4 separate regions of the Homo sapiens genome follow, and all the other regions are linked to region 4. The links are chromatin loops, found by intact Hi-C in ENCODE. Cell type or tissue: natural killer cell. All regions are shown on one strand.

What was found. Peaks named below come from ENCODE experiments on the same cell type or tissue, not always from the same donor. Only the 100,000 strongest peaks of a DNase experiment are listed, where the experiment ranks them.
Region 1: it touches region 4 in a loop (21-fold over the local background); 68 of 110 quality-filtered maps call a loop at or near these places.
Region 2: it touches region 4 in a loop (5-fold over the local background); 17 of 110 quality-filtered maps call a loop at or near these places.
Region 3: it touches region 4 in a loop (4-fold over the local background); 39 of 110 quality-filtered maps call a loop at or near these places.

What each region holds. Positions count from the first base shown.
Region 1 is chr6:142,470,781-142,478,780 of GRCh38, reverse strand. No RefSeq gene overlaps it. Among named protein-coding and RNA genes, the nearest start is that of ADGRG6, 170 kb to the right of the region's middle. In natural killer cell, CTCF peaks have their summits at 3,635 and 3,839 (motif pointing left); a DNase peak (open chromatin) is centred at 3,840; H3K27me3 peaks cover 177 bases.
Region 2 is chr6:143,023,067-143,031,066 of GRCh38, reverse strand. The region is part of intron 1 of LINC01277 (long intergenic non-protein coding RNA 1277); the gene reads left to right. Among named protein-coding and RNA genes, the nearest start is that of LINC01277, 11 kb to the left of the region's middle. In natural killer cell, a CTCF peak has its summit at 3,831; a DNase peak (open chromatin) is centred at 3,816.
Region 3 is chr6:142,562,210-142,570,209 of GRCh38, reverse strand. All of the region lies in intron 1 of LOC153910 (a long non-coding RNA gene), which reads left to right. Among named protein-coding and RNA genes, the nearest start is that of ADGRG6, 260 kb to the right of the region's middle. In natural killer cell, a CTCF peak has its summit at 3,190 (motif pointing left); DNase peaks (open chromatin) are centred at 349 and 3,219.
Region 4 is chr6:143,423,651-143,431,650 of GRCh38, reverse strand. ADAT2 (adenosine deaminase tRNA specific 2) reads left to right here. Exons shown (of 6, transcript NM_182503.3): 5 at 2,967-3,039; 6 at 3,145-8,000. The coding sequence ends at 3,188. Among named protein-coding and RNA genes, the nearest start is that of ADAT2, 23 kb to the left of the region's middle. RefSeq lists an enhancer at 4,113-4,182. In natural killer cell, CTCF peaks have their summits at 4,057 and 4,260 (motif pointing right); a DNase peak (open chromatin) is centred at 4,260.

The DNA of each region.
Region 1 (8,000 bases), 950 kb after region 4:
ATCAATTATTCTCACCACAAAAAAGGTAACTATGTGAGATAATGTTTATATTAATTAGCTTGATTTAGCCATTTCACAATGTATACATGTTCCAAAACAACATGCTATAAATAATATATACAATTTTTGTCAATTAAAATAAATAGACAATATTGTAGTGAATATCCTTCTATAAGAATATTTGTCAGCACCTCTGATTAGATCACTTGAAGTAGAAATATTAGGTCAAAACGATCAGACTGTAAGACCCTTTCTACATATTTTTAAAATCCTTCTTAGACTGGTTACACAAATTTACTACCCAATTGTCTCAGTCCATTTGAGCTGCTATGAAAAAACACCATAGACTGGGTGGCTTATAAACAACAGAAATTTAATGGTCCCAGTTCTGGAGGCTGCAAGTCCAAGACCAAGACATTAGCAGATTTGGTGTGTGTGGTGAGGGCCGGCTTCCTGTTTTATAAGTCACATCTTTTTGCTGTGTCATCACATGGCAGGAGGGAGGAGGGAGCCCTCTGTGGCCTCTTTCATAAAAGCACCAATGCCATCCATTAGGGCTCTCCCCTGATGATCTAATCTCCTTCCAAAGGACCCACCTCCAAATATCATCACCCTGAGGATTAAGACTTAACATATGAATTTGGTTGGGGCGGCAGGGGGGTGGGGGTGGAGAACATTCAGTCTATAGCACCAACTGTCAATTTACAATGCCATGCTGCTTTTTTAACCTTACTGGCATAAATTATGTTTTCGTCTCTGCCCATTTGAAAGGAGGGCAAATTCTAGAATGTGGGTTCTGGCATTCTGCTTTTGATTAGAAAGCTGCACAAGAATGTCACTCTACTTATGAGAAAATGCAGATAATCTATAAAACTCTACCTTTTCTTGATCCTATCAGAGAGCTGGGATTGTAAGCCAAATAAACAAACTGATTCCAAAGGGTGACAAGAATCTTTGAGGAGAGATGGGGTCCAAGGACTATTTCAGTTTTGACAGAACATGAGAGAAAGGCGGCTGCCATTAAACAAACTAAGAGAAAGTTAGCTAAAAATTAGAAAACATACTAAAAGCCAAGTGTAAGCTAGCATATCAACTTAAAATAACCATAAGCTCATGCAAGGTGAGCTCACACTTATGTGCAGGCTTGTTTCCACAGGCCTGCACGAGATGCTCACAAGACACAAGGCAACAGAAATATCCTGTCAAGGATTTTGAAGACTGTGTTGTACAGGTTACAAAAGCAACATAAAATACCAAACTCCACATAACTATTGACTACATTGACACAGCCCGCCATACTTTTGTGCAGACAGAAATGTGGTAACCATTGTTACCACAGTAACAACCAGTAATGGTAACTGGTACCTATTACTACGTGTAAATACTATTTACCTCAGTTTTCATCATTCTTCTACACATAATATTAGACATTCAGTAAAAAATACCAGATATATAAAGTTAAAAATAGGAGAAAATGACCCACTTTCAATAGATGAATCAACTATAGAACAAGACTTAGAGATGCTTCAGATATTGGAACTATTGAACAGAATTTTTAAAATAACTAGAATTGGCTTCTGGGTATAATGGAAAAAAGATTCCACAGGATGACTTACTCTGAAGAAAACAACTATAAAACTTAAACAATTTAAAAAGCAACTACCTGAAGGTACTGGAGAATAAACAGAAATGAAGAAATGCTAATGGGAGTGCATGCTTACTTGATAGATCAGAGGTTGATAAACTTTTTCTATAAAGGGCCAGATAAAAGGCTTTGCAACTATGCAACTATTCAACTTGGCCACTGTGACACCAGAACAGTCATGGTTAATACGTAAATGAATAAGCATGGCTGTTTTCCAATAAAACTTTATATATAAAAACAACATGGTGGGCCAGTTTGGCCTACAGGTCAAACATTTCCAACCCCTATGCTAAAGAATAAGGTTTACTTTATTGTTGATACTTTAGACAGGGTGGTCAGAGAAGACCTGTCTGATGAGAAATATTTTAGCTGAGACTTTAGGAAATGACAGTGTGTTCTGGGAAAGGGAAAAAAGTACACACAAGAGTTCTAAAGACTGGAAAAGTTTTGGGCTATTCCAGGAACTGTCAGAAGGCCAGTGCAGCTGGAATATGGTCATCGAGTGCCAAATAAAGTCAGAGAGTGGACAAGGAAGATCATGCAGTGGCTGTAGGTCAGTGTGAGGAATGTGAATTTTCTTGGAAGTGCAAGAGAGAGTCATTGAAAGGTTTAAAAGTGCAGCGATGAGATCTGACATATCTTTTAAAGGTCATTCAGTCTGTTGTGTGGAGGATGGATTGAAAGGTGGAGGACCGATGAGGAACCCAGCCTGGAGATATTTGCAGGAATCCTGTGAAAGAAAACAGAAACTTTTACTTGGTGTTCATACACTGCTATTATTTGCCCTATGAGGTCTTCTCATTCCTAGGAAGTAATGTTATTAACCAAAATTAAAATTTAGAAACCAAAGTAACTTGTCAAAAGTGTTGGAGCTCTGTTGCAAACCCAGGAAGACTAATTCTAAGGCCCATCTTAGACACCCTCCCATAGTCCTTTGACCTTAAGTTGCCCTTCCCATCACTGCTGATGGCCATGTGGTTGAACGGTTTTCCAGAGCTCTTTGGCCCAATACACCATGGTGCAGCATAAGCCATACCACCTCTGGCTTTTGGCACTTACTACAGCCAAAAGTCTGTTGCCTAAATGCAGGGGAGCCACAGCGTTCTCCACAGGCAACCTTCTCATTTCTGAGAGCATGTGCCAGAGGATGTTCACAGCGGAAACCTGGCTGAGTGTGTTTAAGGGCCCTGTAAAGCATGAAGATAATGTCATTATTCAGAGGCATCGTGTTGAAAAATATTGAAAATGCTTTAAAAGTCAGTTTCTCTTTGTTCTTAACAATTGACTATTCCAGTTTGTCATCATCTTCAGGATTTAGTTTTTTTTTGGTTGTTGTTGCTTTTGTTTTTTACCAAACAGTAATCACTTTTGAGGGTATTGCTATCTCACAATTAATTCAATGAACTTGAGGGATAATGAATATTCAGAGCTGAAAGGTGTTTACAAGATCACCCAGTCTGATAGTTTACAAACTGTGCTCTGAGGAAACCTAAGATTCTAGGGGAGAAAGGAGGAAACTCAAGAGGAAAACGTCTCTTTCAACTCTAGCATTTTCCTTTATTATTTTAGGTTTTGAACTTCTGAATAAGAGTCTTAAAAAGAAAAAAAGGAAAAAACATTCCCTTGGTAAAAATGCTTGAACTTACCTAGTCCAATGCCTTACTTTTTACATAAAAGTAATTAAATAATTTGCTTAAGATCCCACAAAGGGGTCAGTGATGGGGCAAGGACTGGCATTCTTAATCCCTGAATTTGTGATTTCGAGAATCAGTGTGGTACCACGGATAGAGAAAATATTGGTCAACAGACTTGGAGCTAATCATTACCAGTGTGTTTGGGCAAGTCACTTTGCCTTTTTAAAGTATCTTCATTTATAAGAGAATTTTGTTGTATTTTGTTTTCCTTCCTTCCTTTTGCTATAATATTTTCTCTCAGAAATGTGACTTTCAATGAATGAGGAGCAGTGAGATGAAATTTTAAAAGACAAGACTGGGACAATTCTCTCTTCTTAATTGTGCTTGCAAGTTTAGTTTAGCACCCTCCATTAGAGCAGCTTTTGTCTCTTTTATTAACTAATGCAACCCAGAAGACCCTTGCACTTAGTAGCAGATCCGTTAATATTTGTTTAGTAGCTAGGTCTACCAAGCTCCAAAAAATTGAATAAGCCATTTTGTTCTAAGGGATGCGCCACTGTTATTAATGCTGTACTGCCATCTTCTGGTCACATGAATAATTACAGTTGCATCCGTGAAAATGAAATCCTTCAGGAACTTGTTCCTTTTTTGTTTTTATATTGCAGTAATAGCATTTAGAGAAAAAAAATTGTGGGAATATCTTATTGTTGTTATAAGCAAATTTTAAAGGTGATCTTTTTAGAGTAGGAAACGTTTACATTTTCTGTGCAAAATGACAAAAGAAATATGTACCCTCACCTGAGAAAGCCAAGCAAGCCAGGGAGAAGAAAGGCTGGAAGCTAAGGAACAGAGGCACCGGGAGGTAAAAGGAACCAAACCCCGGCGCTGGGCGCCGCCCTGCGGACACTCCGGTCCTCAGCTAGAGGGAAGGGGAGACGGCTGGGCCTATGGCGAGGTGGAAATCCTTCCTCAGAGAACTTATGAACTGTGAGCTTGTGAGAGTCCAGAAACCCTGGGAAAATGCCAGGTCCACTAGCTATAGGCCTGGTTCTTCAAAAGCAAGATTTCCCTCACCATATTTTAAAATAAACCCTTGTGGGCCTTTTTTTTTTTCTTAGAAGCCAAGATACGTTGCTACAAAGTGAGATTTTCCTCTGGGCTACAATTGTGTCCTATAAAATATGGATTGTTCTAGAGAAACTCTAAGGCAATAACTTCGAAAACCATTACATCTGATAAGCATTTCTGCTTTCCTGTTCAAAAAGTGTCCTCCCAGCTGGGCGTAGTGGCTCACGCTTGTAATCCCAGCACTTTGGGAGGCCGAGGCGGGAGGATCACGAGGTCAAGAGATCGAGACCATCCTGGCCAACGTGGTGAAACCCCGTCTCTACTAAAAATACAAAAATTAGCCGGGCGTGGTGGCGCACACCTGTAGTCCCAGCTACTCGGGAGGCTGAGAGACAGGAGAATCGCTTGAACCCGGGAGGCAGAGTTTGCAGTGAGCCGAGATTGCACCACTGCACTCCAGCCTGGCGACAAAATGAGACTCCGTCTCAAAAAAAAAAAAAAAGTGTCCTCCCAACACCCCCCATCTAAGATAAAGTACCTGTGAAGAGGAGACCTTATATAACCCATCAGCAGATGTGATTAAAGACTTTAAGATGGGGGATCATCCTAGATGTGATTTAGGAGAGACCCATGTAATCGCAAGGATCCTTAGAAGAAGGGGCAGGCAGACCAAAATCAGAGACCTGCAATGTGACACTTGCAATGGAAATAGACTGGAATGATGTGGTCACCAGTCAAGGAATCTTGGCCACAGCTTCCAGGAGCTGGAAGTGGCCAAGGATGGATTCACACCTGGAGCCTCTAGAAGGACCAGCCATGTGGATGTCTTTATTTTAGACCTATGAGACTTCTTTCAAACTTCCGACTTTCAGAACTTTAGGAGAATAAATTTGTGCTGTTCTAAGTCGTCAGTTTTGTGGTAATTTGTTATGGTGGCAATAGAAAATGAATTGAGTCTTTAATCAATAAGGGTTGTTTTAACATAATCACCATGCTATTATCACACATCACAAAATTAATAATGCCTTAATACCATCAAATATCATATCCAAAGCTCCTTGATATTATGGTTCTAATCACCTTGTATTGTCATTACCTGCTTTCACCACTAGACCATGACATTATTAAGGTGTGGGGTTGATTCTATTCCGCAGTGGATCCCCTGCAGTGCCCAGATCATTGCATATAGTAGATGCTTAAAAAACCAGGGTAAATTGAAATGAATCACATCAATGATAGCTTCAGCGTGAAGTTTCTGAAAATTCAACTTCACTGTTATGACTACATATGTTAAGTCAATATAACGACAAAGTCATGAAGCTTTTCCTTTATGTTTTCTTCTAGGAGTTTTAAAAATTCATGTCTTATGTTTTAAGCCTTTAATCTATTTTTAGTTAATTTTTATGTATGGTTTAAGATAAGGGTTTAATTTCAGTTGATTGCATGTGGATATCCAGTTTTCCAATTTCCATTTGTTGAAGAGACTATCCTTCTCCTGTTGTATGTTCTTGGAATGCTTGTGAAGATCAGCTGACCATGGTGTGTGGGTGTATTTCTGGGTTCTCTATTCTGTTTTGTTCATCTGTATGTCCGTCTTTATGTCAGTACCATAATGTTTTGATTACTCTAGATTTGTATTTTGAAATCAGGAAATGTGATGCCTCCAGTTTTGTCCTTTCTCAAGATTGATTTGGCTATTCATGGTCTTTTATGGCTCTACATGAATTTTAAAATTGTATTTTCTATTGCTATAAAAATGCCATTTAGATTTTGTTAGGGATTACACTGAGTTGGTAGATTGCTTTGGGTAGTATGGACATTTTAACAATAATAGTAGCTCTTCTAATGCAGGCTGTCTTTCCATTTGTTTGTGTCTTAGCTTCTTTCATTCATGTTCTATAGTTTTCAGTATACATCCATTTCATCTCCTCAGCTAAGTTTATTCCTAGATATTTATTCTTTTTGGTGATAATGAAAATGGATTGTTTTTGTAATTTCCTTTTCAGATGGTTCATTGTTAATGTACAGAAAAGCAACTGATTTTTTTTCTTCTACCATAAGCTATTTCTTACTGGAAGGATAATTTTTAATTTTTTTTTATTTTTAATTTTTATTTATATTTTTAGAAACAGGGTCTCACTCTGTTGCCAAGGCTTCAGTGCAGTGGCACAATCAAAGCTCACTGCAGCCTCAAACTCCTAAGCTCCATCAATCCTCTTGCCTCAGCCTCCTGAGTAGCTGGGACTATAGGCCTGTGTCACCATGCCTGGCTAATATTTTATGTTTATTTTGTAGAGAAAGGGTTTTGCTTTGTGGCCCAGGCTGGTCTTGAACTCCTGGCCTCAAGGGATCCTCCCGCTTCAGCCTCCCAAAGTGCTGGGATTACAGGCATGAGCCACTGCACGTGGTCAGATATTTGTATGTTGATTTTGTATACTGCAACTTATTGAATTCATTTATTAGACAGTTTTTTATGGAGTCCTCAAGGTTTTCTCTATATAAGATCATGTCATTTGCAAACCAGGGCACTTTTACTTCTTTGTTGCTGATGTTGATGCCTTTTTATTTTTTTCTTGCCTAATTGCTCTGGCTAAGACTTTAATCTTGACAATGATTTCATGGATATGACAACAAAACCACAGGCAACAAAAGCAAAAATTAACAAGTGGAACTACATTAAACTAAAAAGCTCCTACCCAGCAAAGGAAGCAATCAACAGAGTGAAAAGGCAACCTACAAAATGGGATAAAATATTTGTAAACCATTTATCTGATAAGGGTTTAATCTCCAAAATATATAAGAAACTTCTATAACTCAAGAGTGAAAAAACTAATAACCCAATTCAAACTGAGCTAAAAACTTGAATAGATATTTCGCCAAAAAAGACATAAATACAGCCAACAGTTATATGGAAAAAAAATGCTCACCATCTCTAATCATCAGGGAAATGCTAATCAAAACTACAATGAGGTATCAGCTCAGAACTGTGAAGATCGCTATTATAACAACCTAAAAACCAAAAGACAATAAGTGTTGGTAAGGATGTGGAGAAATTGAAACACACACTGTTGGTGGGAATATAAAACGGTGCAGTCACCATGGGAAACGTTATGGAGGTTCCTCAAAGAATTAAAAATAGAAGTGCCATTTGATCTAGCAATTCCACTCCTGGGTTTCTATCCAAAAGAATGGAAATCAGGATCTTGAGGAGATGTTTCCACTTCCATATTCATTGCAACATTATTCACAATAGCAAAAATGTGGAAACAATGTAAATATTCATTGGCAGATGAATGTATAAAGAAAATGCATGTTCATACAATGCAATACTATTCACCCTTTAAAAAAAGGAAATTCTGCAATATGAGAAAACATGGAGGAACCTTGAGGACATTATGCTAAGTGAAATAAGCCAGTCACAGAAAGACAAATAGTGCATGATTCTACTTATCTGAATTATCTAAAATAGTAAAATTCATAGAATCAAATGATGTTTTCTGGGAGATATGGGGAGAGGGAAATGGGCAGTTAGTAAAGCTTCAGTCAGCAAGATGCATAAGCTCTAAAGATCTGCTGTACAACACAGTACCTGTGGTCAACAATTATGTATTGTATACCTAAAAATTTGTTGAGGGTAGATCTCTTGTTAAGTA
Region 2 (8,000 bases), 400 kb after region 4:
TGCAAAAATCACAAGTATATCTATACACCAATTACAAGCAAATAGAGAGTGAAATAATGAATGAACTCCCATTCACAATTGCTACAAAGAGAATAAAATACCTAGGAATGCAACTTACAAGGGATGTGAAGGAGAACTACAAACCACTGCTCAATGAAATAAAAGAGGACACAAACAAATACAAGAACATTTCATGCTTATGGATAGGAAGAATCAATATTGTGAAAATGGCCATACTGCCCAAGGTAATTTATACCTTCAATGCTATCCCCATCAAGCTACCACTGACTTCCTTCACAGAATTGGAAAAAACTACTTTAAATTTCATATGGGAAAAAAAAGGGCCCGCATAGCCAAGACAATTCTAAGCAAAAAGAACAAAGCTGGAGGCATCACACTACCTGACTTCAAACTGTACTACAAGTCTACAGTAACCAAAACAGCGTGTTACTGGTACCAAAACAGTTATATAGACCAATGGAACAGATCAGAGGCCTCAGAAATAATGCCACACATCTACAACCATCTGATATTTGACAAACCTGACGAAAACAAGCAATGGGGAAAGGATTCCCTATTTAATAAATGGTGCTGGGAAAACTGGCTAGCCATATGTAGAAAGCTGAAACTGGATTCCTTCCTTACACCATATACAAAAATTAACTCAAGGTGGATTAAAGACTTAAATGTAAGATCTAAAACCATAAAAACCCTAGAAGAAAACCTAAGCATTACCATTCAGGACATAGGCATGGGCAAAGACTTCATGACTAAAACACCAAAAGCAATGGCAACAAAAGCCAAAATTGACAAATGGGATCTAATTATACTAAAGAGCTTCTGCACAGCAAAAGAAACTCTTAGCAGAGTGAACAGGCAACCTACAGAATTGGAGAAAATTTTTGCAATCTATCCATCTGACAAAGGGCTAATATCCAGAATCTGCAAAGAACTTCAACAAATTTATAAGAAAAAAACAACCCCATCGAAAAGTGGGCAAAGGATATGAACAGACACTTCTCAAAAGAAGACATTTATGCAGCCAACAGACTTATGAAAAAATGCTCATCATCACTGGTCATTAGAGAAATGCAAATCAAAACTACAATGAGATACAATCTCTCACCAGTTAGAATAGTGATCATTAAAAAGTCAGGAAAAAACAGGTGCTGGAGAGGATGTGGAGAAATAGGAATGCTTTTACACTGTTGGTGGGAGTGTAAATTAGTTCAACCGTTGTGGAAGACAGTGTGGTGATTCCTCAAGGATCTAGAACTAGAAATACCATTTAACCCAGCAATCCCATTAGTGGGTATATACCCAAAGGATTATAAATTATGCTGCTATAGAGACACAAGCACATGTATGTTTATTGTGACACTATTCACAATAGCAAAGACTTGGAACCAACCCAAATGCCCATCAGTAATAGACTGGATAAAGAAAATGTGGCACATATACACCATGGAATACTATGCAGCCATAAAAAAGATGAGTTCATGTTCTTTACAGGGACATGAATGAAAGTGGAAACCATCATTCTCAGCAAACTATCACAAGGACAGAAAACCAAGCACCACATGTTCTCACTCATAAGTGGGAATTGAACAATGAGAACACATGGACACAGGGAGGGGCTCATCACACACTGGGGCCTGTAGGTGGGTGGGGGACTGGGGGAGGGATAGCATTAGGAAAAATACCTAATATAAATGACGGGTTGATGGGTGCAGCACACCAACATGGCACATGTATACCTACGTAACAAACCTGCACTTGGTGCACATGTACCCCAGAACTTAAAGTATAATATAAAAAAAATAGAGAATGCTTTCTATTAATACTTCTATTATTCAACAAGATTCTGGAACTTATGGACAATAAAAGAATATAAGGAAAGGAAAAAAGTATATATTGGTTGTAAAATGTATGATTATTTACCAAAAATTATATAACTACCTTGGAGTAAAATCAAGAAAACTGTCTGCTACAGCAACAGAAAGTACGAGAAAGCAGTTAATACAAGATTAATATACCAAAAATCAATAAAAGTTAGAAAATGAAGTGGGAAACAAGACTCATTAGTAATGCTAATAAACATACCTAGAAATAAATCCAATAAGAAAGATGCAAGATTTTCAGTTAAACACAAAAGAAAGACTAAAATAAATGAGGAAACATAACTACATTGAGGGAAGAGTATAAAGTAGTAAGTTATAATAAAATTATTGCAATTACAATTAAAAACCAAATTAAGCATTTTCAGAACCTTGAAAAATAAGTTTAAAATTTCATTTGGAATGTAATAAATAAGTTATAATGCTATGAGCAATGTGAAAATGATTAAGTCCTCATCTGTAATTTATTAAAACATATTATAAAATACAGCAATTAAAATACTCTGACACTAATAGAGATAAAAATCAATAGGTCAAGGAGTTATTCATAATAAAAAATAGACCTTGATATATATGAGCTTTACTATATAATAAAAGTGATATTTCATATTAGTGGAGAAAAGACATATTGTTCAATAAATGGGCTACAAAATTTTCCTACCCAATTGGGAAGAAATGAATCTGTATTCCTACTTCAGAACCATATCCTAAAAGGTCTCTAGATTGGTTAATGTTTTAAAAATAACAAAAATAATAAGTGTACCAGTGGAAAATAATTTTTATGTAAGGAACACCTTTCTAAACACATCAGATAAGTAGAAACCATAAAGAAAAAAATGAATGAAATGACTATATAAACAAGATAAAAGACAGATGACAAAATGAGGGAAATTGCAATGATACCCAATGTGTTAAAATTATCTTTCACAAATCTGTAAGATAAAGGAAAACACCACTACAGAAAATAAACAACAAATATGAACACAGAATTCACAAAGAACACAGATGATCATTAAAGATAGCTCTTAAAAAATACACAAACTCACTTATAATTAAGTAAAAAAAAATTAGACTAACAAAGACCAAAATGTATTACAAATTTACATTGTTAGGTATGATAATAGGAAAAAATATGGACTTTAATCATTCTTGATGGAAGCATACATTGATATATTTTGTCTTTCTCTTCTAGAAATTTATTATGCAAAAATATTTCTCCAAGTAATCACAGATATATGTATCATTATATACATCATTATATATGTATAATGATGCCACTTTTATTACAAGTGTGAAACTAATCCAAATGCCTATCATTGCGGGACTGGTTAAATAGATTATAATAACTCTGTATAATAGAGTGGAATACTATGTGGCTATTAAAAAGAATGAAATGACTCTGTGTATATTGATATGGAAAGATACCCAGTGTATATTGTTTAGTAAAAAGGCAAGTGCAAGTTACACATACACGCACAGTATGATATATTTTTTGTAGTATATTTGTGTACATATTTGCATAAACATAGTCCAAAAACTGGAAGGATATAGACCAATTGCGATCAGTGGTTTTCTCTCAGGCATGGTGTAAGGATGGGGTGGAGATTTCATTATTCCTTTTGAATAAGTTTGTTCAATGATGCCTATGTTGTTTGTATATAGAAAAAAATGAAAATGAAGAAGTATATGGTACAACTGGGGAACTCAAAGCCAAACTTGTGCCTAACTCTGACTTTAAATACCTGAAGAAAACAAATTTTGAAAGAAAATTCCTCAAGTTAGTCCTATATCTCTGGAATATGATAAATTTCACAGAGATTTTTACGTTGTTTTCTCCACACATTTCTCTGTGATGATCTGCGCTGCACTGCTTGATGGAGTCCAAAGGGTTTTGCCGATGATGAGGATGCCAGAGTGTGGCGCCAGAGAGTCACCAAGCCCCAAATTAAACTTAGGAGCTATGGCAAGGTAGGGCCCCCAACCAACAAATCCAGGAACCCAGGCCTATCATAACAGTAATCTGACCTGTCAAGCCCTATTTTCTTTCACTTCTAAATGCCTTTCCATTGTTCCTTGAACCACCCCTGGAGGCCACGTAAGATGACAGCAGCTGCTGTCAGGGAAACTGCCCCTGGTAGCTGTAGTTTGGGGATGGGATGGGTACAGAAGAGATGCTCTGAAGACATGAAAACACCTCTTTAATGTGGCAAGACACTGAATTGTAGGGAATGGAAAGAACATTAGCAATAAACTTTGGTAGCTGTTTTGGAACACAGACCACTTGGAATGGAAACAGAAATTCCCTCAGGGAAAATCATAGCAAGTAGACTGCAGCCACAAAATAAAGAACAGCCCAGAATATACAAATGAACATGTTTCTTCCTACACTAACTGTATATCTTTATAGCATCACCTTCAAGGCTAACATATTTCATTTCCTTTACTGCTTTATAATTCTTTGGAGAGCTAATTTTAAAAACAACTTTGCTGTTTACACTCTTAAAATTTTAGCACATATATGCAACTCAGAAAATTGGACTAGATGGGAGAAAATCCATATAGTAGCAAAATTATTTTATAAATTATTAACTGGCTGGCATTTTTATCTAAGTATGAGAATCATGAATTTTTTTCAGCATTTCCTTTTAAAGAGGTTATAAAGTTAAGCTGTAAAAGGATTCACATCAGTCCTGCTGAAACAATGGATGATAAAGTCCAAGCAAATAGCCATTGACACAAACTTGTCTTTGTCTTTATAGGAAGGGAAATTTCAAGAATAACTCTAGAAACAAAGTAATTTTTATAGAGTGAAGGCAAGACTGTGCATTAAAATGTGCTTTTTGTTAGGAGGTAGTCATGTGGATTGGCTCTGTGTCCCCACCCAAATCTCATCTTGTAGCTCCCATAATTCCCATGTGTTGTGTGAGGGACCCAGTGGAAGATGATGGAATCATGGGGGCTGGTCTTTCCCGTGCTTTTCTTGTGATAGTGAATGGGTCCCACGAGATCTGATGGTTTTAAAACTGGGAGTTTCCCTGCACAAGGTCTCTTTGTCTGCTGCCATCCACATAAAATGTGACTTACTCCTCCTTGCTTTCCACCATGATGTGAGACCTCCCCAGTCACATGGAACTGTTAAGTCCAATAAACCTCTTTCTTTAGTAAATTGCCCAGTCTTGGGTATGTCTTTATCAGCAGCATGAAAACCGACTAATACTGGTAGACTACTGGATCTAGGCCCAGTTTTGCTATTTATTAATAAATAGAATTGCATAGCTCATTTTGGGTAGCTTATCAAAATCCTGAACCTCCATTTCCTTATCAAAAGATAGAATTGAAGTAGATGGTGTCAAAGGTATGACAACTCTAAGCTTTTTATAACTATCAAATATAATTGTAGATTTTTAACAAAATGCAACAGGTAGAGAGAGAGAGATGAAAGAAGGAAGTAAGGGGATAAATTAAATTTAAAATGATGTCAAGCATTAATTTAAAAAGTAACCTTTATTGACTTGAAAGTAAATTTATTCTGTTTTTAAACACTATTTTAAAAATATGCTTTATTCACATTTATGAAATCATTTCTTCAATTAATATCATACCTGAAGTCATAGTACATGTTATTTTTTGTTATTGAACAATTTTTGTTATGCTATGATCTGAGTGTTTGTGCCTCGAAATTCAATAGTTGAAAACTTCTCTTATGTGACAGTATTAGGAGGTGAGACCTTTGGGAAATGATTAGATCATGAAGATGGAACCCTCATGAATAGGTTGTGCCTTTTACAAGAGGTCCAAGAAAGACCCCTTACCCCTTCCACCAAGTGAGGGTGGAAAAGATGCCTTCTGTGAACCAGAGTGGGCCCTCACCTGGTAGCAAATCTGCTGGCACCTTGTTCTTGAGCTTCCTGGCCTTCTGAACTATGAGAAATAAATTCCTATTGCATAGAAATCACTCAGTTTATGGCATTTTTGTTATAGCAGCCTGACTAGACTAAGACATTGTAGTATGTAAGCAAAATGGGCTCATTTTTATATATGACAGAGACAAAAAAACATAAAACATATTACTGGAAAGATACTAAAGCACTCAGATAAAATGAAATGGAAATGCTATTTTCTCCATGAGAAAACAAAAAAGAAGAGGAAGATAATAAGGTGCCTGATTTAAAAAAAAAAAAAAAACTTTTACTTTTGAATAGTTTCAGATTTACAAAAAAAAGTCGTGATGATAGTACAGAAGGTGGCTATATAACCTGTACCCAGTTTCTGTTATTGTTAACATACCACATCTCTATGATTCATTTTTAACAACTAGTGAATGGTTATTGACATATTTTAATTAACTAAAGACCAAACGTTATTCAAATATTTTTACTTTTTACCTAATAACCTCTTTCTGCCCCAGGATCCAATTCAGGGTGTGTGACATTACATTTAGTCATCATGTCTTCTGATTTCAGTCTGTATAATTCCCAGTTCCTCACAGCTGGGACTCCTGACATCCCATATACAAGAGCAACTCCACCCCTGTGTCAGGCCATATTTAAACTGTGCTAATCCCCCAGGCAGAAGCCTCAGTATCAAGTCCCATTCTTAATATCAAGTCCCATTAGGTTTGACCCCATACTAAAAGCTACCAAGTTAGCCAGTCAGTCCCAAATTACAGGCCTTCCATGTACTCTGTTCCAGCAGCTACTTTTCTGAGGCTAAGACCCCTTTGCTTTTAATCTGATCTAGGATCAATGTCTCCTGCTGAATTTGACTCCTATGCTCACACCCTAGTCACGCATCCTTCAGTGTCAGGCTCTTAAAAGAAGGTGGTCTTGTCTATAAGCTCAACCTTGCTATGTGCCACTGATTCTAAAGTTGAGCTTCTGCAGTAATCTAATTTAAGATCTTTGTTAAATAACCTATCTGGTTTTCCTCTCAGAAACCTAGGAGCTTGTTTTTCTTCCAGACAGATTTCCTGGTGGGTATTAGGATCCTGTCCTGGAAATCCAGTCTACCAGCTAAGGCCTTGTTTCGCCATGGACACCTGCACCACCTGTCCTTAGGACCCACATGATCACTGGTATCATGTCATGGATCTCCACTCTCAGCCCAGTCCTCTGAAACACATGCCAAGTAGTTCCTATATGAAATGAATGACTGGTCAGGGGCCATCATGATTATACTCAACAACTGTGATTGTACTCTACAAATTTTCTCTGAGTAAATGCCCATGGGCCAAAGCCCAGGTCATAAGCCTTGGAACCTGAGTCAGCTTCCTAGGGGACAGAGTGGCTCCCTCTCCGGTCAGGCCTGGCTCTGCCCTGCCCATTCTCACAGGGAGCCATCAGTCACACTCTCCAAATGAAACAGTCTTTTAACTGAACAACTCAGCAAAAGGGGGAAACTCAGTTTTTGTCTAAATGAAAGAAAATTGAGGACCATTTAGAGGCCATTTCCTGACTTTATCTAAATATAAGTTAAATTCTACACTGCATTTGGTAACGGATAAGCTTTGTTTGCAGCTATAGAAGTCATGATTGTTAAATTTGGTCAAGATAAACCATTTACTTTAGCTCTTTTTATTTGACATGACCCTGATAAGATACAAATTTGAAAACCACATAAAACATTTGGAAATACTAAAACATTGATTATGTAAATTTAAAATTTTATTCATATAGGGATCCTTCTTCCAGCAAAAAAAATTTAATTTTAAAAATCTTAGTTTTTTTGTTTACCCAATTGTCAAAATCAGATTTATCAGCTAGCATAAATCATAATTCCTATAACAGTTTCACAAAATAGGCTAGGTTTATAAACACAATCTATAGGGTGCTTTTTCTTATATTCTATTCATTTTAATTTTTAATTGATGCTTATTATTTAATAATGTTATTCTTTGTTATTATTGACACCTTTGAGTTTAAGTACTCTGTAGTCTAGACAGGATACACTTATTGATACTGTAAATAATAGATAAAGGATTAGTGTGCAATTTACTGTTAATGTGATTGATGGATTCGATTCTCCACTGTAATACTTCTCCATTCTTATTTTAGCTCCAATGCCAACGGTCTTGATCATTGGACAATGCCTATAATGACTGCA
Region 3 (8,000 bases), 860 kb after region 4:
AGTGGGACTGACAACATTTATTGTAATGCAGTTTGCTTCCATTGATCTTCATACTGGCTAAAATCAGAAACCTGGAAAAATAGGTTTTGTATTTCAAGAGGTCTTACAATTTCCTTGAAAAGAGTTTTTTTTTCTAGCTTTATTTGTCATCTATCTCTTCTATGAGACTCTAAACTTGCAAACTGCCAATCCTGCCTGAGAGTAGGTGTTTCTGGGGAGGGTGAACTGAGAAAGGCATGGATGTGGTTTGGGAAAAGAGGGATGTGAATTTCACAACAGCAAAATGACTGTCTAAACCCACTTCAGAGAGAAGGAAATGGCTTAGTGACAAACATCTCAGGTGTGGGAAGTGAACTGAAATGGCTTTGATTCCGTAGTGTGAAAAGAACAAAAGAGTTCTTTGCTTATCATTCAGCTGCCTCAGACTCCTCCACCCTTTCCCTCTTCCTGCCTCCCTCTCATGTTCTGTAAGCTCAGTCCTTTGGAAAGTAAAATCTTGCTGCTCCAGCATTTAATGTTATGCCATTGCTCAGCAATGATCAGGATCTGAAAAATATCTCATCAGCAACTTAAACATTAATCATAGGTTTTTGAACTTTAAATAGTTGCTTGAACTCTAGCAAATCTTGAGTTAGATAAATAAAAATGCACACAAGAGGTTTCAGTTGTCATTCAAATGCTCACAGTTTATTTGGTCTCTGAGGCTCTGCAGCCTGTAAGAAAGAAGGAGTTCTTTGCATTTTGGTACTTCTGAGTAAAAGCAGTTGTGAAAAATATGTAAGGTGATAGCTCATTATGCATCTTCTGTGAATTTCAGGGAAATGTAAGGTTGGAGGTTTGATCAGTCTTTAGCTCTTTCCCTCTGCCACTCTAATTCATACCCATTGATGAGTCAGAAGCAGACTCTCAGAAAAGAGAACTAAAGCCATAGCTCAGAAAAAGTAAGTTTTATTTAGTGTTACATGTTACTTTTATTAAAGAAACCATGGAAGATTTTCTGAACCAAAGGAAGACTATAATGTGGTTGGCTAGAAATGAAGATAAAAGGTTTCTCCAGAAGGCAGGAGGCAAACTCACAGCATTTCCTCCCTGTTGCTAAGTTATGTAAGGAGCAAGATCATAATCAGAATGTTTCTTTGGTGAGCATGGAGCTTAATTTAAAAAGGAATTCAGATGATCTCATAAAGAGTCCTTCAACTGAAAGAGGAATAGCCTTGCCTGTGGATAACGCATTTATAGTTCCACTGACCAAGAGTCCTCTCACTGGGCTGTACTGAATAAATACCCTTCAACAAAGTCCTGTGTGCTATGCAGGTTATCTGCTGGTGATAAATTTTATTTTCTTTATGAACTCAAAATTTCATAGAATCATGAGCAAAGACATATTCAACAATTTGATTTGATTTATACAAAGAAAGTAAAAACCTCCCAAAAAACAAAGCACAAAAACCCATCTTTTCATAAACTTCTTCAAGAGCACCTCTACTGTATTTAGTGATAGATACATGAATCTAAATCAGGTATCTAAGGATAAAATAATGATGTGGGAAGAGATTGAAATGATGCTGGGAACAGAGAAATTTACAGGGAGGAATAATTTGGTTGGAATCTACAAGAATGGAAAGAGGTGCTCTCTAGACTCCCCTATACACATAGTGCAATGCTGACCTGCATATCCACTGATGTGATATTTCTCATGATACCAGTGCCTTATGATCAGGAAGGGATATTTCCGGCATGGTCGTTTCAATAGTAGAGATGGATTTGAGTTAATGTATCATCCATACCCTCTTGCTTGGTCCCCCTTGTGGCTTTTGAATAGGATTTCTGAACAGCTAGGACACAGTCTGTGGTCATGGAGCAGTATTAGGCTAACAAGTGTTCAAAGTCTTGTTTTTGGCCTCCAAGGTGAGGAGATGTATCCGGCTGAGAAAAAGGCCATATAAATAAAATAGGTTTATTTTATTTATGGGGCAGAGGCTCTCAAACTTCAATGTGCATCACTGCCCCGAAGAGGGTGTTTAAAATGCACATGTCTAGATGACTGCTAGAGATTTAGAAAGTTAGATATTGGGTGCAGAACTTTGCATTTTTAACCAGTAATCCAAGTGATACTGAAGCAGGTGGTCCTCCTTAAATTCAGTCTAGAAGTTTAGCTGACTTTTGCCTCTCCTCCTTGGCTCAGGTCCCTTTGAATTAGGCCCATTTACAGTTTTTAATCTGTTTTATTTTGATGAAGCCAGTTTTAGATCACAATTTACTTCTAGAATGCTCTTACTGTTATTCAAAATAGTATCATTTGGCAAAGTGCAAATGATTTTGAGAAGAAGGAACATAAAGAGCTTTTGAAAAGAAAGCCAGATAATAAGATGGCCTATTAAGAAGCAAGAATAGATTCAACTTTGAAGCTACAGAGCATTTCAGCAAATGGTCTCAGTGAGGAAATGATTAATGGAGATTTGGGGAGCCAAGGGAAACGAAGAGAGCCTTGTACTCCTGTCAATAGTTGGATCAGGAATGTTTGTTCTGCGAGAAGACCTTGTGACACAGGGAGAGCCAGGTGACTGGGAGTTTAGTGTTCACCTCACAGACTTTTATTCACTTATGTAGAAACCATTCCAGCTGAATTCTAGTTTCCAAGGCTGTGGAGAACATCCAGGAAAAAAAGTTGCCTGGATTTATAGGAAGTCAAAAACCTTGGAGTCAGCGTGGGTATTTGGATCTTAGGTTAAAACAGCTGAGAGATCAATTTGTGTTCCCCATTATTAGGAAACCCAGGGTGGTTAATCGTTTAATACGGGTCCTAGCGGGAGATGGGCTTAGCAAGCACACGGAGTCTGGTGGATAAATTGGAAAGAGCAACTTACAGGTACAGAGGTATAACCCGTCTCTCTCCACAATGATCATTTTCATAAAAATAGGACAAAACAAACAAACAAACAAAACACACATCCATGGAAAGTTGACCTATTATGCAAAATGTCCAAGAGGCATAATGACTAGCAGCAACGGCAACAGAAAATGTTCTGGTATCTGTTCTCACTATAGTTGAATTCAGACAGTCACGATAGGGAGTGAGGACTAATACTTAATAATGAAATTAAGAAAAACATGACTGAGGCAGGCAGTCTAAGCCAGGGGTTGGTCACATCTGGAAAGAGGAAAATTTCCCTTTTTGGGACTAGGGCCAAGGCTGCCAGTGTCTCTAGGCTGCCCTCTCGTGTTCATTTCTAGCACTGCATGATCTTTTCCAGACCTCTCTCGCAGAGTTCTTCTAGGCCTTGGAAAACAAGACTTCTCTACATCCCATTGCCTTCCTGCCCTGCTCTCTTCTGTTAAATCTGACAAGCCAGTGGTTTTCAAATACTTTTAACCGTGGACTCCTTTCTTCAAACAGCTGTTCATGCAGAAGCCCAGTCCATACAACAGAAGAGAGAGAAGTAGAGCTGCTTAGCATGGGGTGGGGGTGGGGCCTGCAGACACATGCATTTGGCCGCCGCCTAGAGGCTGTCCCAGGGAGCACAGTTGCGCCACCTCTGTCATCAAGTCCCTGTACCCCTGGACTCATGTTAGTCATCTTACGGGATATATTTGCATTTAAACAAAGCCATCTGGAAAAGGATACACGTTCATCAGAACTCTTTAAGTTGGAATTGATAGAAACGTAACTCCAGCTAATTAAAGCAAAAATGAGAATCTTTTGCTTAGGAATTTTGAAGATGCAAAGGTGGGATCTGAGATAGGACCAGATGCAGATGCTCAGAGGATGTAAATGGGCAATTGTGTCTTTTTCCTTATCTCAGGTCTTTGTTATAATTTGTATATTCGTAGACTTTATCTCCTATAAGGTCTCCCAACAAAGCTGGGAAAGATGCCCTCCAGGTCTGTTATGGTAGACATAGCCGGACTCTCAAAAAAAAGACAGAACATCTTTTCCTCTTTGGTAGAATCTTTGTCCTTCCTTCATGGCCCCTCCCAACCCATCTAAAAGGACACCAGATGTCTCTGGTGAGGACCTGGGTCCATCACAGCATCAGGTACTGAGCTATGTGTTTACTCCCAGAGGACTGAGTCCCACTGGGAATGAGCGCATTGGCAATGCTTCCTATTGCAGAAAATTCAACTTTCTTTTCCTTTTCCTTTTTTTTTTGACAGGGACTTGCTCTGTCGCCCAGGCTGGAGTGCAGTGGTGTGATCTCGGCTCACTGGAGCCTCCACCTCCAGGGTTCAAGCGATGCTCCTGCCTCAGACTCCTGAGTAGCTGGGACTACAGGCGCCTGCCACCATGCCCAGCTAATTTTTGTATTTTTAGTAGAGACGGGGTTGCGCCAGGTTGGCCATGCTGTCTCGTACTCCTGACCTCAAGTGATCAGCCTGCTTTGGCCTCCCAAAATGCTGGGATTACAGGTGTGAGCCACAGCGCTGGGCCTTTTTTTTTTTTTTCTCCTTTTTTCTTAAAGAAAGAGATCATTTAAAGTGAAAGCCAAGTGGGGATTCAGGTTCCAGAGGCCCACACCATCATTAAAGCGGCAACTGTGTTTCTCCGCTGTTGGTTCTGCCTTACTCCTCCTGTCTGCTTTGTCCTGTATACCAAAAATAAAATTCTAAGTTCCCCCAACCATCTGAATGGACTTCGTCCTCAGCCAAGGCACTCTTAAAATTTAACCTGCAAGACTAGCTCAGGCCATGATGGGAAGTAGGGGTGGTCATGCCTCGTTATACCTCTCTGGCATTAATATCAACATGGAATTCAAGTGTGATAAGAGTCATTTTACAACTTATTCTTTCTGAAGCCTACTACCTGAAGGCTTCCTTTGCAGATAAGAACTCTGGTCTCCACAATCCTTTATCTTAACCCAGACACTCATTTCTACTGATCCCAGATCTTTAGATAAATAAACGTATTGTCAATCAGAAAAAATTTAAATCTACCTATAAACTGGAAACTCCCCACTTTTTAAAATCGACTTACAAGCTGGAAAGCTCCACCCCCACTTTGGCCTTTCTGGACCAAACCAATGTATTTCTTAAATGTATTTGATTGATGTCTCATGCCTCCCTAAAACCAAGCTGCACCCAGACCACCTTGGCCACATGTTCTCAGGACCTCCTGAGGCCTGTGTCATGGGACATGGTCACTTATATTTGGCTCAGAATAAATCTCTTCAAGTATTTTACAACACAAAAATATTTGTTGTCAACAGTCTGCAGACTAACTTCACCCAAGCTAGTGAGATGGCTGCGGGGAACTCCTAGAGCCATGTGTGCTCTTACTCATGTTATCTAGTAAGAGACCTGGACATTCCCCTGACTAGATCAACTTAGCGAATGTGCACAGCCCTCAGTCCATCACTGCTGCTGGGGACTGGGAGGTGACCGACTGACTCACCTTCATGAGGTTCTGCTCCTGTGGCCAGGGATGGCTCAAGGAATAGGACACTTCGAGTTTGAGAATTAAGGGGTCATGGGAAATGGACACCCTGCCCCCCACTTCAGTGAGGGAAGTCAACTCCCCATAAGGAATTGTATCGATCAGTATTTCACCAGAAAAGCAGAATTACCAGGATATAGAAATCCAAGAGGATAGATTTTCTGATTCTTATTTTGTGAATAAGGAAACCAAGCTTAAAGGACTTGAGTAATTTATCCAAGGTTGCACGGGCACTTCCACTGCAGAACCCACTCCTAAGTCCCCTCATCATGTGCCCTTCTGTGTATCTTCTTTATTTTATTTTATTTTATTTTATTTTATTTTATCTTTTATTTTATTTTATTTTTTCAGGCAGGGTCTTGCTCTGTCACCTAGGCTGGAGTGCAGTGGCCCAATCATGGCTCACTGATTCCTCGACCTCCCAGGCTCAAGCAATCCTTTTATCTCAGCCTCCCGAATAACTGGGACTACAGGCATGTGCCACTACACCTGGCTTACTTTTTTGTATTCTTTTGTAGAGGGGGGGTTTCACCATGTTGCCAAGGCTGATCTTGAACTCCTGGGCTCAAGCCATCTGCCTGCCTAGTCTTCTCAAAGTGCTGGGATTACAGGTGTGAGCCACCATACCTGGCCCTGTACACATTCTTAATCAAGCCCGCCATTCTCCAAATGTCCTGACAGAAATGAAGTCTTGAGCTCCCTGTAGAGGAGATCATTGTAGGCACATTTTTGCATGTGTTGTGTCAATTTTGAGGAATATCCATAAGCCTAGAAAGCCTTGGGAGCCTTGGCCAGTTTTTGAATGGAGGACCTGGGTGAGGAACCTATGAACTTCAGGAGCAGATCTTCACTGAGGGTTTTCCATCAGATCAGAGCAGGGAGCATTACCAAAGGGAAGAGGACAGATATAAAATATTAGCAAGACCCCTGAATATCCAAAAGAAATACCTGGATTGGCAAAATAGCAAGAGCGACCTGCAGGCGAGACAGCAGTTACCAGCTGTTTTTCAGGAAAAGCGAGTTATGCATCCCCCCAGGAGGCTGCAATTCCCCAAACCCAAGGCAGCTCAACAGTACATCTGTGGCTTCCTTAGGTTTCTCCACTCCACCTCTCATTACTGTGTTTGCCGTCTAGGTTGTTCCCCAGTTTCCTGGGGTTTATTTATTTATTCATTTATTTATCTTTTCTTTTCTTTTTTTTTTTTGGAGATGGAGTTTTGCTCTTGTTGCCCAGGCTGGAGTGCAATGGTAAAATCTTGGCTCACTGCAACCTCCACCTCCCCAGTTCAAGTGATTCTCCTGCCTCAACCTCCTGAGTAGGTGGGGTTACAGGTGCCCACCACCACGTCTGGCTAATTTTTTGTATTTTTAGTAGAGATGGGGTTTCACCATGTTGGCCAGGCTGGTCTCAAACTCCTGACCTCAGGTGATCCACCCACCTCGGCCTCCTGAAGTACTGGGATTACAGGCTTGAGCCACTGTGCCAGGCCATTCCGGGGTTTATTTCTGCATAATTACTTTGTGATCCAAATAGTTGATTAGAGACTATGCAGTCAGTCCTTTCTTTGTCAACATGTTATCCTTGCTGCTGCCAAATACGACAGATTATTAAAAATTAAAATGCCTGCAATGGTAGCATCTAAGATAAGTTTCAGGGCCGTGACAGTGACATAATGAGAAAGACATGTATGTCCACGGGAAAATGTTACCCCACTGACTTCCTCTTTTTCCACCAAGACACTTTTTAGTTGGTGTCCCAAGTGTGAGACTGCTCAGAAGACCCTGAAAGATTCCTGACTACACCTCTGGGGGCTGATGGGAGTGTGAGTGTGCATGTGTGTGCATGTATGCATGTGTGTCGAGGAGCCACTGCCCCATGTCCTTCTCACTCCACATCCACTCCCCCTCATCAACTCCACAGATCCATCAAATGCAGAATCAGCACAGCACATGCTATAATCTGAATATTTGTACCCCTTCCCAAATTCATATGGTAAAATCTTCATGCCCACCAAGGTTATGGTATCAGGACGTCTGGCCTTTGGGAGGTGATTAGATTATGGGGCAGATCTAATCATGGGGGTGGAACCCTCGTAAATGAGGTTAGTGTTCTTATAAAAGAGACCTCAGAGGCCGGGCCGGTGGCTCACACCTATAAGCCCAGCACTTTGGGAGGATGAGGCGGGTGGGTCTCTTGCGGTCAGGAGTTTGAGACCACTCTGGCCAACATGGTGAAACCCCGTCTCTACTGAAAATACAAAAATTAACCGAGCATGGTGGCATATGCCTGTAATCCCAGCTACTCAGGAGGCTGAGATAGGAAAATCGTTTGAACCTGGGAAATGCAGGTTGTAGTGAATTGAGATCACGCCACTGCACTCCAGCCTGGGTGACAAAGCAAGACTCCATCTCAAAAAAAAAAAAACAAAAAAACAAAAAAACAAAAAAAAAACACCAAAAACAAAAACCCAGAGAGATCCCTCTTCCCTGTGAGAATAGAGGGAGAAGACAGCTGTCTATGAGGAAGCAGGCTCTCACCAGACACCAAATCTGCTGGGGCCTTGATCTT
Region 4 (8,000 bases):
GTTTTTAAAACGTTCTTGAGTTTTCTAGCTCAACATTAGCTTTCCTATCAACTTCTGTGCATTTGAGAATAAATGCTGTTTAACATTACATCAGAAAAGAAATTGTAATGCAATGATGGAGAGTAAAGGATACAATTGGTTTGATCATTAAAGACATTTAGAAAGTGATTTGATTTTTCCAATCACTTCTGTTAGTAGCTCAAATTTTGCTTACATAACTCTTTGCAAATGAATTGCTGACTCCATATTTCCTTTATGAGAATGATCTAAATAATTTTTCAGTTTCTGGGCAGAACAAAGATGAGTCTTTTGATGTCATACATGGGTGGAATATTTCTCTCCAACATGTCAGTGACATGAGGGCACAAACACAGTCCTTTCTCACACATCTTTGTAGTCGATGCAGCAGAACCAAAACAAGTTCATTTGCAGTGTATATACCTAGCCACATCGGCTCAGCTGCAAATCAATGCCTGTGGCTTGCAGCCATATCTCCAGGCTGAATGCCAAATTATGGTTTTTTTAAAGGTGCTTTTAGATTCTAAGGAGAACAGTGGTGGCCCAGGCTCTGAATGCTGGGTATTCTTTTTTTTTAATTCGTCTGGGCTTAGGAGGCAGCAGGTGATTGGGAGGTGGGATACTGTTTCTTACTGCAGAATTGCAGATTCTTTTCATGCTGTATTATAAGCAGCATTAAAATTTCTAGAGGCCTACAGAACTATTCTTTTCAAAGAAGATGGTGATTAATTATAACACCTGCTCTGTTTTTTAAAATTTTTGTTTTATGGCTGGGTGCAGTGGCTCATGCCTGTAATCCCAGCACTTTGGGAGGCCAAGGCGGGCAGATCATGAGGTCAGGAGATCGAGACCATCCTGGCTAACATGGTGAAACCCCGTCTCTACTAAAAATACAAAAAATTAGCCGGGCATGGTGGCGGGCGCCTGTGATCCCAGCTACTTGGGAGGCCGAGGCAGGAGAATGGCCTGAACCCGGGAGGCAGAGCTCGCAGTGAGTGAGCCGAGATTGCGCCACTGCACTCCAGCCTGGGCGACAGAGTGAGACTGTCTCAAAAAAAAAAATTATTATGAATGTTTGCTTTTTATTAACACCACAAATTTGTTGCTATAATGGATACTTGAAAATGTAAATAATATATTATATTGGTGTGTTAGGGCGGTGCAGTTTCCTTCGAGGCCTGTAACTCAGCAGTTCTCATCCCGGACTGCCCGTTAGAATCACCTGGAGGCTTCTGTGCCTGACTCTGCTCAGTCCCTGCCCCAGACCATCTGAATCAGAAGGCAGGGGGCCAACAGTGCTGTGTTTCCAGAGAGTTCCAACTGGTTCTCCTGAGCAGCAATGGTTGAGAACCACTGCTCTCATCCCACGTAAGAGGAGAGGGCTCTGAGTGTGCGAGTGGAGTGGAGGGGGACCTCTGGGGAGCTCCAGCACTTAACACAGCAGGAAGCAGGGGGCAGCTGTGACGGGACTGGCTGGCAGTGGTTAGGATGGTAAAATGCTGAGAAGCCAAGGGAGGCAAGAGCGGTCAGACAGAGCAGGTGTGGCCAGTTGCCTCCAGGACTGCAGAGTTGAGGAATCTGAAAGGAGGCAAGTGTTTTGGTCAGTAGGGACCTGGGGATTTCTGAGAGGGCAGACTCAGTGAAGTGCTGGGAACTCAAGCCAGTGAAGATGAGGCCACTGAGGAGTGAAGGCAGGAGCAGGGTGTCAGCCTTTGACGGGACAGGGTGGATGGAAGGTTATTTGTTATGGCGAAGGTTTATGCAGGTGTCGGAGGCCCAGGCAAGGGCAGACTGAAGACACAGGAGAATGGGAGGTTCGTTCTGAACAGCATCTCACAGTAGCTGGTCCTCCTGTCCTCTGTGCCTATGCTTTCTGGCTCCTTCCTTCCAGATGCTCATTGTGTCACTTCATGCACTTCAGAAGGGTGCTTGGTTTTAAGTCCAAACTCTTCTGACAAGCTTTCAAAGCCGTACATATTTTTACCCCAATTTTTTGTCTTTCTTTCCTTATGCTTCCTTAATAGTCTCCTCCTCTGTCAGCTGATTTCCTCACACACAACCCAGGCTTCTTCTTGCCCTTTCCCTGAAATGCTCTGCTTAGCCTCTTTAAATATTCTCTATCTCTAAGGCAAGTTCAAGTTTCATGTTCTTCAGGTAATATTTCATATAACACTCCTTACTGTTAGCACAATTTCTTATTTATTCTTTCACATGTTATGATTTCTTTTCCCCAGTTAGATGCTAAAGATAGAACAAGCTGTATTTTATTTTTTAAAATCCTCTGTAGCAAGGGTTGATAAACTTTTTCTGCAAAGGGTTAACTAGTAAATATTTCACCCTTTGTGAGCCGCTTACATCTCTGTCACCTAGTCTTTTTTTTTCTTTAACAAAGCTTTTAAGATATAAAAACCATTCTTAGCTCACAGTTCTCAGCTATGGAACAGATTTGGTCCACCAAGTATAATTTGCCAACCCTAGCTCTATAGCATGGAATGCTTAATGGACCACTAGTAAATAGGAGCAGATAAAAATAACTAATGCTTAATGAGCACTTATGATGTGCCTGGTATTTAACAGGTATTATCTCACTTAATCCTCACAAAATCCCCTGAAGTAAGTGCTATTATTGCCAGCATTGTATAAATAAGGCATGGAGAGTTTAAGTGCCTAACCCAAGATCACAAAGCTGGTAACTTCTATAATAGTTAATGGATGAATAACAGTTGATTGGGAGTGATGCCTAATAACAGTTGATTGGGAGTAATGAAAAAGATGATATATCAAACATCTTTTGGAAGTGTACCTCCTTACCCATGTTACTAATATCCCCAAAGTTTATTAACATCTGAAATCTGTTTACATAATCATGTATATATATGTTGTTTTTATGGGATACAGCACACATTTTCATAGGCCTATGTTTATTCTCAACTTTCTCATTCCATCAGTGTATCCCTGGATATCGGGCTGAGGAAGCAGTGGAAATGTTAAAGACCTTCTACAAACAAGAAAATCCAAATGGTCAGTTTTCTGTTGTGGATAATGTCCTTCCCTTAAATCCATACAAAGAGAATCTGCTATGAGCTTACCTCTTCATTTTCTTTTTCTTTTCTATTCTTTTCACAGCACCAAAATCGAAAGTTCGGAAAAAGGAATGTCAGAAATCTTGAACATGTTCTGATGAAAGAACCAAGTGACCCAAAGTGACCTGGACAAGATTCATAGACTGAAAGCTGTTGACATCGTTGAATCATATGTTTATATATTGTTTTTAATCTGCAGGAAAATGGTGTCTCTCATCATTTGCTCTGTTAAGGGAACAAATTAGCACTTTTTAGAAGTCTGACAATTGTAAACAGTTATTAGCTTTTCCAGAAGCTGATTCCCATTTTAAGATGGGGGAAAATTAAGGTTTGAGGTTTTAGAAATTAGCAAGTAGTGCATACCCTTCTAGCCACAAGTGCCCAGTCCAGGCAAGTGCTGACTTCTTAGAGAATGTGTGGCCAGACCCAGGGACCTGGAGTGTGTTTGGACTGCAGTTTGCCACCCTGAGAACACCTTCTCCAGGACTGGCATTTCAGAATCAGATTCTTCATTTTTTGCAGCTACGATGTTCTTCCAGGGCACTGGGGGCTGTGACTTCTCTCTAAATTGTATATAAGTTGTGTATATAGAGACCATAATTATATGGTCCTTAGAAAAGACTTTGCTTTTATAAAGCATTTAGAAAAAATGCATACTTTTAAAACAAGTGCTTGAGTTGTCACTTAAAAATTATAGCATATTGCTATAATAAAACCTTATTTATGTCTTATTTGAAGATGAATAGTCTTAAAAGATAAAGACATAAATGGGACAATTGTTATTGAGCAAAAAACCAAATTATCCCACCCTCATGGAGCTTATATTCTAGCAAGGGGAGATGGATATGATAGATTACACAGTTTATTGGAGGACAATAAGAGTTATGGCAAAAAGCAAAAGGAACACAGGGTAAAGGGGATAGGTGCCATTTGGTGGTGAGAATGCTGACTGAAAAATAGAATGATCAATTTAATCTGAAACAAATGGTTATTTCTTTTATAATCCATATAATAAATTTAAAATCTAAAATGTAAAATTTTGAACACAACACTGGAAAGGGTATCCACAGCAGGAAGTCCCCAGTTCACCTCCATGACTACAGGGCAGCTTTGCACAGCCCTCTGGGCGCACTGTGTGCCTCTGCCCAGAAGGGGGCCTCGCCGTTCCACCAGAAGCTCAGCTCCAGGCCCTGGAGGGGCTGCTGCTCCTCAGTTGCATTTCTTCAGTAGATTCATTTCCTTGATGCAAAGCATCTGTATTTGTTGGTTCTGTCATTTGAGCGATGTCTCTGACTTGTTTGTTTTGAATTACATTACAGGCTGGAATGTAATTGTGGTGAAAGTATTTTTATATTGCTGAGAGTAGCAGCTAATCACAGTTACATGCTTCAGAGGACTTATAATTGCTTGGTTTTGTGTGTGTGTGTGTGTGTGTGTGTGTGTGTGTGTGTGTTTAACTGCATTTGAAAAGTTTTATGGAGAATATGCATGATTTTAAATCTGTGATAATGTTACATGCACCTTCAATTTCATCCACTTTAAAAATTATCTTCTCATTGAATTTTAGTGCTTCTACTAGTTTGTTCCTTTTTGCAGTTGGTCGTAATTCATTTCTGGCTTCTTATGCTTTCCTGCAAGCAGATTTCATTGCATTTATTGTGTTCATATCATTTTCTTGGGGATTATTTGTAGGACAACCAACCTGGAGTTTTGCCTCTCTAGAGTACCACCCAGTAAGTCTGGCTGAGCATCTTATGTCCAGTAGGTTCTTGGTAAACATTTGCTAAATGAAATTACTGATTGAAATTTGGGGAAAAGTGAATAAGAAGACTATCTAGGACAAAAAGCCAAAGCCGAAAATAGTATATGAGCATTCTAGCCCAGAGACTGTCGCTACTAAAAGAATGAAGGAAATAATAAAGTGATAGACAGGGAAGGATAGAAAAGACTTAACAATATACATATGTTCCGTCTTTGCTGTTTTGGAGAATGATGGATAAGTAGTGTTTCCTGATTCTGAAGCATAGCTGAACAATTTAATTGTGGTTTACCATCTTTTTGGTTCCCTCTTCAGTAATTAACCTATCGAAAATCTGTCCTAAATGTTTGGACTGGGGCACAGTTCCCTCCATCGCTTTGGGAGAAAATCATTAATATGGCATACTGCAGATTGGAGGGCAGGACCACTGAGGGTGTCATAGACATTAGCTCTATGGAATTCTGCTAGCAATTTCCAAGTGACAGTGAGGAATTATGGATATATGTTGAGGTCATTCAGCTTCCTGAGTACCACATTCCCCAGCTACTTAGACACGGGTTAAAATATTAAGATGTCCTAGTTCAACAGCTTGAATTCCATTGATTGATACTGATAGTGCCTGTCCAAGACACCAGCTGAAAGACTTGTTTTGTGTACAAAATAGTTCTGAAAGTGGTGAGATACAAAAAGGTTTTAGAATCACTGCCCTGTTGAGAGAAATTAGGGGGAAATGATTACATTTAGAAGCTGCTAGAGTTATCCAGTGTTTGCTGGTCTTTGCAACAAACTGTGGAGAATGGGTGGTATGTAATGCTTTGGTAGGCTTCAATCACTGATAAAAGATCATGTTAAAATATCTTTGTGCTTTCTTGTTACTTGGCACAACCATCTCTTCCTGTGTTGTATTTGGAGTATCATGGAGAGAAAATAGATGGCCAAGAGCTTCAGTGTAGGCAAGAACTCTTAATTTTTCTTTAAACTTTTTACTGGGAAAAGTATATATATATAAAATACACACACACACACACACACACACACACACACACACACACACACAAACACAACACACCATGGCCCTTTACCCCGAAATGCTTCAGTATAGTTATTGACTTAAGTAAATTTAACATTGATATACTTGAATCTATCATTTGTATTACAGTTTTGTCAGCTGACCCAATAATGTCCTGTAAAGAAGTTCTCCCACTACCCTATAATCCCAGGTCCAGTCTAGGGTCCAGCATTACATTTACTTGTCTTGAATCCAGCTTTTTCTTTTTTTTTTTTTTTTTTGAGATAGGTCTCACTCTGTCGTCCAGTGGCATGATCACAGCTCACTGCAGCCTCAACCTGGCTCAAGCAATCCTTCCTCCTCAGCCTCCTGAGTAGCTGGGACCACAGACTCATGTCACCACACCTAATTTTTTTTTTTTTTTTTTTTTGTAGAGACAAGGTCTCACTATGTTGCCCAGGCTGGTCTTGAACTCCTAGGCTGAAGCAATCCTCCTTCCTTGGCCTCCCAAAGCACTGGGATTATAGACGTGAGCCACTGCACCGGTCTGCCTTTAGCTTCTTTTAGTCTAGAACATTTTCACTGGCTTTCTTTGTCTTTTATGACATTGACATTTTTAAATAATACAGTCATTTTGCCTCCTTTCTGTTTTCTTCTTCTTTTTTTAAATAATAGAATGGTCCTTGTTTTAAATTTATTTGATATTTTCTTGTGATTAGATTCAGGTGCTGGTTGATGTTAAGTTCCTCACAGGATATCACATCTGGAGGCACACAAAGGCCGTCACACCAAGGTGATGTCAATTTTGGTCATCTGGTCAAGGTGTTGTCCTATTCCTTCACTATATAGTTACCTTTTTTCTCTGTTGCAATGAATAAGCAGTCTGTGGGAAGAGGAGCTGTTACATTTTAAACAGAAAATGTATTTGACACTGATGGAAAGGAGAGGAGGAAAATTAATGACATAAATTTCAAAGCAACTATTAAATTATTTGATTGCATTCTTCCTCTTTTACTGTCTGCCAAAATTGATAAAAAAAATTTTTCTAATAAGAATGTTTTAAATAGTGATATCTTAATAAGCATCAAAATTAAGCCTGAGAAATAAATTCTTTCCTTCCTAATTTCCTCCTCAGCAAAAGTAATAATTATATAAATTTCATTATGCCTGATAAGATAGGGTTTTGGAAAATAGACCTAAGATGTTTCTGATACTGCAGATGACCTATGGTGATCCAATGGGATAAACACTCTAGGTAGGTTGTCATTTGGTCATAAAATATGAGTTATCTTGGGTTTCCATAGAGACATCTAGACTTAAAATGTTGTAAGCACTGCTACTTTCAAAATGTCAGTAAAAATAGCAAAAGCCAAAGCTCTTGAAAAAATTACTTAAATCTTTTTTAAAAGTAGTATAGCGCCTTGTTAAAAATCTGTGGTGATGCCAAAGCTTGTCTTTCCCAGTGGTCCTACGTGAACTGGCCTTATAGCCCCAGGGAAACCAGACACCAGGAATTGGTTTCTCTGCCTTTTGGCAAAGGAATAAGACTACATTGACTTCATCTATGAAGACAACTGCCAACTATTTCCTTTGTAAATTGCTAATTTTGTGTAGTGAGGAAAGGAGCGATGGGCGACGTGATTTTTATGGATTAGACTGGTGAGTTCTGCTGAAAGTTTGACATCTTTAGGATCTTACATTTTCTTCAAGTTGAGCTAATGAAAACAGGCTCGTGACTATTTATCACCTGATTTCTAAGTGGATATTGGGTTGAACACCACATATCCATGACTATTAAGGAGGCTTCATGGTGTAGTTTGACAAAGGCTCTCTCCTTGACCAAACTTCAGTCAGGCCCTAAGTCCTCTTTTTAACCAGGCCTCCACCTTGGCCCCCATTCTTGATGGGCCTATACAGCCCAGCTTTAGCAAGAATCCTGCTAAGCTAGTTTAGAGAGAATCCCACATCCCCAATATCTATGAAATTTCTCATCCCCTACTTTTGATGTGTAAGTCCTTGGCCTCCCTTCAACGAGAAGCCTGTTAAGTTCATTTTGCAAGAACTCTACTCTTGATATCTCCTCTTAGTAATTTCCTAATCACTGACCCCCTCACTCTGCCCATTAGTTATA